Linked DNA regions of Homo sapiens: region 2 is linked to region 1. The links are chromatin contacts, found by Hi-C or POLR2A ChIA-PET in ENCODE. All regions are on one chromosome and are shown on one strand. The core of a region is the stretch at or near the end of the contact, and the rest is flanking DNA. Distances in the headings are between cores, read along the strand shown.

Region 1 (5,075 bases), core at 1,756-4,255:
ATCATCCCTTACGTGGTTCATCAGAAGGATGTTATTGGACCCCACCACTTATCCAAAGTTAGCTGTTGGGTCGGTGGGGGGTTCCGCACTATAGTTGCTTCTGTGGTAGCCAGAAAGATGTTACAAGGAAAGGGGTACCAATCCAGACCCCAGAGAGAGTTCTTGGATCTCGAGCAAGAAAGAATTCAGGGTGAGTCTGTAGAATAAAGTGAACGCAAGTGTATTAGGAAAATAAAGGAATAAAAGAATGGCTACTCCATAGACAGTACCCCTGAGGGCTGCTGGTTGCCTATGTTCATGGTTATGTCTTAAAGATATGCTAAACAAGGAGTGGATTATTCATGTCCTCTCCTTTTAGACCATGTAGGGTAACTCCTGATCTTGCCATGGCATTTGTAAACTGTTATGGCGCTAATAGGAGTGTAGCAGTGAGGATGACCAGAGGTCACTCTCATCACCATCTTGGTTTTGGTGGGTTTTGGCCAGCTTCTTTACAGCAACCGTTTTATCATCAAGGTCTTTATGACCTGTATATCTTGTGCCAACCTCCTATCTCATCCTGTGACTTAGAATGGCTTAACCATCTGGGAATGCAGCCCAGTAGGTCTCAGCCTCATTTTACCCAGCTCCTATTTAAGATGGATTTGCTCTGGTTCACATACCTCTGACAACAGGGGCATCTGTGACCTCTGCTTTTCCTAAAGGGGGCTTTGTGAACTTCAGTATTTAAAGGGGAAAGAGCAAGCAGGAGGGGGGAAAAGGGAAGAGGTGAGGCAGTGAAACCAATGCTTACATCTTGTGCAGCTCTGTCTAGCTTTAGTAAATCTACATTTCACATGTGAAAAGATGGAGTAGAGGAGAATGTCAGCTATGCATTACCTCGAGCACAGTAAATCTGCATTCTACGGATGATAAAGCAAGCTTGTGAAAAGAGGGAGCAGAGAGAATGAGGCTGTGAAGCCAGGTTGTGAAATTACAGCTGTTTAGGAAAACATTATCAGTGACTCAGTTCCCAAGCTTAACTTTCCCTTCAGCATAGTGAGTTTGGGTCCTGGGATTCTACTTTTCTTTCACACAACACTACAGTCACGAGGGAGCTGTTGCCTTTTAGTTCTAGGCCTTTAGAGAGCACCAAGTGTGCATTCTCTCACATCTGATCATCGGATCTGGGGATTCTTGCATTTTCCGGGTGGCTTCTCCCTCAATTTTATGCTTGGGCTTCGCCTCTAGTAGGCCTATTTATTAACCTAGTTGCCTCTCAGTGCATTTATGTGTGGTTAAAATATCCAAACAGCTCTCAGATGCAGCCAGAAGCTTTCTGTCACTTCAATAATGCCAGGATGCTGGGGAGCAGCCGGAGTAGTCTGGGAGACAGGAGGGCAAGGGTAACTCCTCCTGAGCTACAGAAGGCAATGATGCAGAACCAGCTGCAGGCAGGCTGCACGGGCTTTGCTGTCCTCCCCAAGCCAGGGGCCAGCCTTCTGGCCCCATGAGTTTCCCGTGGGGAGGCTGCTCAGCCATGTGAGGGCAGGGAACAAAAGCAGCAGCATCTCCACGACAAGGGTAGGGTGCAGACAGACACCATCAGGCTAGAGCTAGCTAGCTTTCAGGTGAAGGCGACTGGCTAAGATTTAGAAATGGATGCACAAAGCTAAGATTTACAAATGGATGTGCCAACACTCATTGCCCTGAAGGCTGGCCCCGATCTGGTGGTAGGGTTGCCTGGAGCTCCAGGCTGGGCAGGACCATGAGAGTGCATCCCAGGCCCAGGATAAAAAGGCCACGAAGGTGCTTGATGCAATCCACAGGCACAGGAAGGCCATGGCCGCTTGAGCGCAGTGCACTAGCCTTTTCAGCCTTGTATTCTCAGGACTCCAGTGGAGCGTTGGTTTGATGTCAGCAGGTGGTTCTGCTGAGTCCTAAACTTGCACCTGAAGCTCAGCACTGCCCTGCTGGAAATCAGGACCAGACCAACATGACCTAGATGTTGCGGAACGAGCTCAGGCTCAGTATTTCCAAACAGGAGAGAGACTATCCATCTTCACTTCTGGCAGGGGGCTGGTCCCTCCCAGTGATTGGGGATTTTCTGCTGCTGGAGAGAGGTCCACTCACCTCCCTCTGGAACTCCGAAGCTTCTGGAAGACTATTTTGGTTTTTATGTCTGTCACCCCTTCACATAGAGGTAAGTCGGTCCCCCATGGGGGAAGCTCGAGCCCCAGGGCAGGGCCCATTGGATGCCTGTTGGCCTAGAAATCTGCCCTGAGCCACCTCACCCGTGTCCTCGTGCTCCAGCCTCCCTGCACTTCTCCCACTCCCAGCACAGGCTGAGCCTTTCCACCTGCAGTTCTAGCATTTTCCACCCCTCCACTTGCCTGGTGAATACCACATGAGTCTTCATGGCCCAGTGCAGAGGACTTTCCCTCCCAGCTTCTGTGCCCCCTCCTCACTGTCCCCAGAAGGATTTGCACTTGTATTTTTACAATTAAGAGCTATTTTATTAGGGACAGGTTCTTGCTCTGCTGCCCAGGCTGGAGTACAATGGCTCTAACACAGCTCACTGCAGCCTCAAACTCCTGGGCTCAAGGATCCTCCTGCCTGGTCCTCCTGAGTAGCTAGGACTACAGGCATGCACCACCACACTGGCTAATTTTTTCTTTTCTTTTTTTGTAGAGATGGAGTCCCAGATTGTTGTCCAGGCTGATCCCAAACTCTTGTCCTCACATAATCCTCTTGCATCAGCCTTGCAAGGTGCTGGGATTAGAGGCGTGAGCCACCATGCTGGCCCAGGTCTACTTTATAAACACTTAAAAGGCTTGCTTTCCTTATATTTCTTCATATCTTCTCTGGCCCTGGCACTGTAGTTAGAACCAAGCACATGCTCTATGCTATATAAATGTATGTTGAGTGCATACATTAAGGACTGCCACAGGAAATGCATCTTACTAGAGTGAGTCTTCTGAGAGGAATTGGACCTGTGTTTAGAACTTCAAGGGAAATGATTCATCTCTGATCTGTGGAGGGGTAGCATGCCTTGCGGTGGCGCAGCCTGCCTCCCTAACCTGCTATTAAAAGATTGCTGGCAGAATGGTCTGCAGATCTTCTATTTACTGTAAATAATCAACCCAGGTAAGGAAAATCCCTCTACATAGTTCTGCTAGTTAAATTCCACCCCAAACAAAGCTACCAGAACACAGCTATTTCAGTCTTAAGTAGGAATAGCTAATGCCATTAGAAATTATGGAAAAAAGAATCCTCTCTCTTTATAGAACAAAAAATGAAACCTGCTTCAGAAGACCACCCATGGTTCTAGAGAAAGTGGTTTTGCTGATAACTTTTAAAAATTCAAGTCTTCTGGAGAGGTGAATTTCAAGCAGCCATAGATCACACTAATTCAAACGCCACTGGCCATTCATGACATGACCTACCCTTGGCCAGCTGACTCTCTGGAGTAGAAACCTTTCAACCCTCCGTTGGTTGAAGTGTGACATAACTAATGCTAGTGTGAACTGCTGCCTTGACTCAGCATAATTATATCCCTATAATTGCATACCAGGACTTACTGAAACTTGTTTGACATTATAGACAATTTTGAAACCTCTCAGACCACTGTTCACTTTCAAGACTGAATGATAAACTTAAGCTCTATTTACAGACCTTAGTCGGTGCCAAATTTGTTTTTAAAAAATGTAATTCCAGCAATTTGGGATTCCAGCAATCCGAAGTGGGCGGATCATTTGAGGTCAGGAGTTTGAGACTAGCCTGGCCAACATGGTGAAACCCCGTTTATACAAAAAAAAAAAAAAAAAAACCCCACAAAAATTAGCCGGGTGTGGTGGCATGTGCCTGTAATCCCAGCTATGCAGGAAGCTGAGGCAGGAGAATTGTGTGAACCTGGGAGGTGCACTCCAGTCTGGGTGACAGAGCAAGACTGTCTCAAAAAAATTAATTAATTAAATTAAATTTTAAAAAAAGAAATCAGACAATACCTTCTTAGTTTAAAATGGGACACATTCAGAATAAGTACCCAGTTGCAGAGACCTTAATAATAGTGGTAATAATGAAAATATGTCATTGTTATTACTGAGGGGTGACAGTGTGCTGGCAGCCCTTGCTCGCTCTCAGCGCCTCCTCAACCTCTGCGCCAAGTCTGGCCACCCTTGAGGAGCCCTTCAGCCTGCTGCTGTACTATGGGAGCCCCTCTCTGGGCTGGCAGAGGTCGGAGCCGGCTCCCTCTGCTTGCAGGGAGGTGTGGAGGGAGAGGTGTGGGCGGGAACAGGGGTTGTGCCCAGCACTTGTGGGCCAGTACGCGTTCTGGGTGGGCGTGGGCTTTGTGGGCCACACACTCGGAGCCGGCCCGCCGGCCTGAGCAGTGAGGGGCTTTGCACCAGGGCCAGCAGCTGCAGAGGGTGTGCCAGGTACCCCAGCCGGCGCTGTGCTCGAATTCTCGCAGGGCCTCAGCTGCCTCCCCGTGGGGCAGGGCTCAGGACCTGCAGCCCACCATACCTAAGCCTCCCCACAAGTGGACTCCTGTGCTGCGGGAGCCTCCCCTAGGAGCCCCGCCCCCTGCTCCATGGCGCCCAGTCCCATCCACCGCCCAAGGGCTGAGGAGTGCGGGTGCATGGCGTGGGACTGGCGCCTGCAGCCCCCGTGCGAGATCCATTAGGTGAAGCCAGCTGGGCTCCTGAGTCTGGTGGGGACTTGGAGAATCTTTATGTCTAGCTAAGGGATTGTAAATACACCAATCAGCACTCTGTGTCTAGCTCATGGTTTGTAAACACACCAATCAGCACCCTGTGTCTATTCAAGGTTTGTAAATGCACCAATCAGCACCCTGTGTCTAGCTAATCTGGTGGGGACTTGGAGAATCTTTATGTCTAGCTAGGGGACTGCAAATAAGACAACAATCAGCACCCAGTCAAAACGGACCAATCAGCTCTCTGTAAAATGGACCAATCAGCAGGGTGTGGGTGGGGCCAGATAAGGGAATAAAAGCAGGCTGCCCAAGCCAGCAGTGGCAACCTGCTCGGGTCCCCTTCCATGCTGTGGAAGTTTTGTTCTTTAGCTCTTTGCAATAA
Region 2 (4,948 bases), core at 709-3,208, 74 kb before region 1:
ATATAAGAACATTGAAACATGCTTACAAATATTTATAGGAAGATATGAATGTTACTAGATAATTGCAATATATTGATGGTTATATTTGCAGCTGAGCTTGACTATCTGAAAAGTTTTCTGGCTATCTGAAAAAGTGCATATAGGAAATAACTTTCAATATTGGAGAAGTGTTTTCATTGTAGTAATTGAGTGTGTCTGGGTAGTCATGAGTGTGATTTAAATGTCTCCTTGCCTAAGACTGTTGAATCTAATGCCTGTACTCCTTTTTAGCAGAATTCCAGATTCTTGCCTTCAGCCATTCATTTATTCAGCAAATATTTGTGCAGTGCCTTCAGCCATTCATTTATTCAGCAAATATTTGTGAAGTGCTAATTATGTGCCAGACATGATTCCATGTGCCAGAGGTGAAGTAGTGAAAGACGCTTAGACAAACATCCTGCTCTTTTGGAGACTGCATTCATTCCATCAGCTTTGTGAAGAGTGAGGAAGTGTGCATGCTGACACAGCCATCATTTACAGCTAGTCCTTACTGGTCCTTATTGAACTTTCCACCTCTGGGGATGGTTTTAGGGATTACCATGTATCTGTTGATTGACTCTTCTTAGTAACCCTATGAGGTAGGAGTTATGATCCCCGTTTTATAGACAATAAGCAGGTTAGGCCCTCTGCTTATGTAACAAGGCAGTATGTGGAAGAGCCAGGGATTGAACCAGGACCTCAGGCAGCAAGCAGACCAAGCTCTTCAGCTGCCTGTACTGTCAGACAGGACATCTAGTTCAGGGTCTGTTCCAGACCCAGGCAAAAGTGAAACAATAGGCACATCATAATAAGCTACTGATTGGGTACATTGTATACTTTTGGCTGGTGGTTGGTAGCGCCAGCCCACCCCGAGCTAAGGCGGAAATAAGCGGTGAGTTTCTGTGAGGTGTGTGTTCCTGGCAGCCGTGCTTGGCTCATCCTTTCCCAGGCCATGCTGCTACACCTCAACATTTGCTGATAGGAGATACCATCAAAAGAAAAAAATGTAAATCTTTTTCAGTGTTTATCTTTTGGCTGGTGTGCTTTTCTAGTCGGCTTCCCAGAATGTTGCAACTAACTCTCAAAAATTCTGTTCTTTATCCAAAACAATTTTGTGTTAAGAAACTTAATATTTTCTGCACTAAAATTCACATATGAGAGAAAAAGAAGTCCATCATTCAAACCAGAGATGATTAAGTATTCAGATTTTAGTTAACACAAACAATAGAACAATTCTACTTTTACATTTTAATATTTTTCTTAATGCTGTTCTGTCAGATCTCATTAATTCACATGATTTGTTTCATGTCAGAGATGAATGGGGGACATGCAAAGAGGGTTATGCCAGTTGTCACTTCATAGGGCTGGATTTGTAAGCTAAGACCCATAGTAGTGGCTTCTCATTTTCTTGGAGGCAGTCAGTCTGTACCCCAAAACAGCAGGTCTTAGGTGTTGGCTCACAGCCTTAACACTGGGGTATTACCAGGAGTGATGGGTGAAATTACTGAGATTTGTAATGTAAAAGCATACAGGATCTCGTTGGCAGTATTCTTCTATGAAAATGTAACTTTTTATAGGTACCTTATATATTTTTGTTTAACTGCTTCCTGGATAAATGTAAAGAATTATATTACATAGCAAAATGGAAAGAAATAGAACACCTGCCTTCAAACTATGTACCTCCCTAACCAAATCACAACTTTTTTTTACCTCCTTAGTTATAAGACTGTGTTTCTTAGGGTCAGAATACCTTTGTATTCATATTTGTGCTCTTTGAATGATACAAATTCAGAGAAGTCAAATAGGGAATGCTTTTGATCTTTGAATAATAAGTTCTACATAGGCAAACTTTTAGATTATTTGTCTTTTTCAGAATGAGTCATCCCTTGGGAACAGGGCTCTGCTCAGAGCTCTGAGTCCCTCGGCCATTTCTAGTCCTCACCAGCTAGAGGCCAACACCCTATTCAAGGAAGTCCCTGAGCACACAGGATTCCTCTACTTTCTTTTTTCCCTGATGTTTGCTTTACATTCATCAGTTAAAGGCCACTGCTAGGCAACCATGTATCTATGCTCTCTAACTCTTGGCTGCAAGGTATTTATTCAGAAGTTTTCCATTACTTAACTTTACATAGAGTGATCCTCACAGGAAAAAAGACAAGTTGCAGCAGCAGGGGCTTTCTTAAAAAGCCTAACACACCAAATACCATTTGAAGGCAACATAATAGTGGTTAAAACAGTATTTTCTTCCCCAGAGAAAGAAAGCAATCACATGGTGAAATAGAATTGGATTTGCAGTCAGTGACTCTGCTACTTACTGTCTATAAATTACTTAGGAAAGTCACTTAATTTCCTTGCGGGAGGTAAAATGTGATTTGACTTCAAAACACTTCTTTTTTTGTCTTATTATTATTATTATTTTTTTTTTTTTTTTTGAGATGGAGTCTCTACTGCCCAGGCTGGAGTGCAGTGGCACGATCTCCCCTCACTGCAACCTCCACCTCCTGGGTTTATGCACTTCTCCTGCCTCAGCCTCCTGAGTAGCTGGGACCACAGGCATGTGCCACCATGCCCAGCTAATTTTTGTATTTTTAGTAGAGACGGGATTTTGCCATGTTGGCCAGGCTGGTCTCGAACTCCTGACCTCAGGTGATCCACCCTCCTTGGTCTCCCAAAGTGCTGGGGTTACAGGCCTGAGCCACCTTGCCTGGCCCAAAGCACTTCTTTTTAATCTGCTTCTCCTTTTTTTAATCTCTGAAGGGGGTGGGGTGTGTGTACAGACGTGTGGCAGTAGCTTTGCAGATTGACAGTATGGCCTTGTCTATTTTTAAACACATTCATAGCTTACATAAATATATATATTATAGGCATGACATTCAGTCACTTAATCCTCCACTAAACACATGTGGCAATACCTGACTGAAACCAACTTTCTTAATTGCTGAGACATCTGGGGTGAGGTTTAACTCTCATTGTCAATGTTAAGGTTTTCTGCTGTTCATCTCATACCCCCACAATGGTTTTTGGCTTATGTTAAATCACATTTCTGAGTAATAAGATAACTTAAGGTTTTTGCTTAAAATAAACCATGATGATATGGCATTTCCATTCATTTTACCATTTTATAAAATATATACTAGAATATTTGTTAAGTATGCTATGGTGAGCATGATCTAAGGTTCAGTTTCCATTACAGCCACTTCAGAAAATGTGCAGTTTTCTAAAAAGACAGATATGCTGAGGCTTGTGAATAGCAAGGAAGTAATACTTTGCCCCCACTAGGAAGCAGAATTGTTTCTTACTACAGCAAATAGACTGGTAGAATTATATAGATATTAGGAATGGAAACTATATTACTTCAGCAGTTTGTGAATGGCAATTGTATTACTCATGCAAGTTTTCATATTGCCCTCTGTAAACTATTTGGTCTTTTTGTGTTTTATGTTATGTAAAATTTTTAGGTAAATCCCTCTTACTGAGTTTTTAGGTTCAGATTTTACTTATCCTCTGATAAGTTTAATCCCCTATAACACAGGTCATATTGTCCCTATTTTTATAAATAATGAAACTTTGTCAGTGTTCATACCCTCTGTGCTGCCTTGCCCACATTTTTCTCTGTTGATCCTTACATTCTGACATGAAAGTGACCTGGCCTTTAGAAGGCAAGAGATGTAAGCAATGTGGGTCTTGGGCCCTGATGGTTCTCTTAACGATCTCCAAGTTTTTTTTTTTTTAATGTCGCAACCTATCTATTCTCATTGACATTGGAGAGACCTGCCTGACATCCACTGATCAACAATAAAATCTTCCTCTTCCTGTGAGCTCCTTTAGACTTTTGTGGCAAAGCTGTCAATTTAGTTTATAACCATTTTTAGCCATGGGGGTCCTGATGGAAAGATTCTCCCCACAGCCATGTAAGCAGGACATGGCCCAGTTAGTTTTGGGTTCTGCCTCTGGTTACAGAATTCCTTATGCTCTCTTTCTTCAACTCTTCCGCAAAGAATCTGAGGGGAGGGGAAGGGAAAGGATAAAGTCCAAGATTTTAGCATTCCAGGAGGTTATTTGTAAATATTAAACAACTTTATTTCCATGCTCCTTTCTAATCAGAATCTCTCTGGCCAAAAGCAGTATGCAAGTAGAGATACTAAATAATAACTTTATGGAGTTTTTCAAATGGACCAAACATCAGATCAGATGGAAAGAAATAGTAGTAGCTAAATGAGTCAATTCTCAACAAACTGAAACTCGATTTTGTTTGTTTTTTCGCATCAGACTGACTCACCAAACCAAAGTCTAGAAGCCCGCAGGGCCTTACCTTAAGCTGATTAAAATATAATACCTTACGTTTCTGTAGAGCTTTATTTATAGTCTGCCAAACACACTCGCTTTTGCCATATTATCCTATATCATCTCTTCTAGCTTATTAAATTTTTTTTGTTTAAGAAACAAACCAGAGAATTATGGTTTATACTCCAAAGAATCACCTCCATGCTCCAAGAAGATTAATGCAAACAATGAAGATATCTATCTACTAGTTTCTTTAAAAACAGTTCTCAGTTCCAGCAGCACGGAGCACATCAGCACCCAGAAATTGGGTTTACACCATTCTCCAGTAAGAGGAACCAAGGCTCCTTGGAGAAATGGCTGATTCCAGGGCTGGAACAAGGAAGACAGAAGATGAGCATGAAGCATCTTATAGTGCCAGAAAGGAAGGAAGTGCCCAGAAACACACACAGTGATGGGCGCATGTGTCATCGCAGCAGGGGCCCACTGAAAGAGCTCCCAGTGCCCCAACCTGGGCCAACTCCAGCAGCCAAATAAATCACAGTCTTGGGATGTGATACAAAGTATTAAATACATATCCATGAGTCCATATTGATATAAATGATTAAATGAATAGAATAGAATAATCTCCCATAGAGAAGAGTTCCAA

The links. Hi-C counts contacts between places; a loop is a spot of excess contacts on that map. ChIA-PET counts read pairs that join two places held with the same protein, here RNA polymerase II (POLR2A). Pooled maps may share reads with other maps.
Region 2: a loop to region 1 is called in a map of IMR-90, with 2.7 times the contacts of the local background. The contact joins two enhancer-like sites. A Hi-C loop is called at or near these places in 1 of 168 maps with a recorded cell type or tissue (IMR-90) and 6 of 50 pooled maps. POLR2A ChIA-PET finds 5 or more read pairs at or near these places in 1 of 52 experiments (AG04450).

The regions. Positions count from the first base shown.
Region 1 is chr13:23,677,366-23,682,440 of GRCh38, reverse strand. No RefSeq gene overlaps it. Among named protein-coding and RNA genes, the nearest start is that of TNFRSF19, 110 kb to the right of the region's middle. Within about 2 kb of position 3,005, at least 3 of the 41 ENCODE cell types and tissues checked have a DNase peak (open chromatin) inside an H3K27ac peak, as active enhancers do; they include IMR-90, where a contact is called at or near this core.
Region 2 is chr13:23,750,726-23,755,673 of GRCh38, reverse strand. All of the region lies in intron 18 of MIPEP (mitochondrial intermediate peptidase), which reads left to right. Among named protein-coding and RNA genes, the nearest start is that of PCOTH, 140 kb to the left of the region's middle. RefSeq lists an enhancer at 2,526-2,635. Within about 2 kb of position 1,958, at least 5 of the 41 ENCODE cell types and tissues checked have a DNase peak (open chromatin) inside an H3K27ac peak, as active enhancers do; they include IMR-90, where a contact is called at or near this core.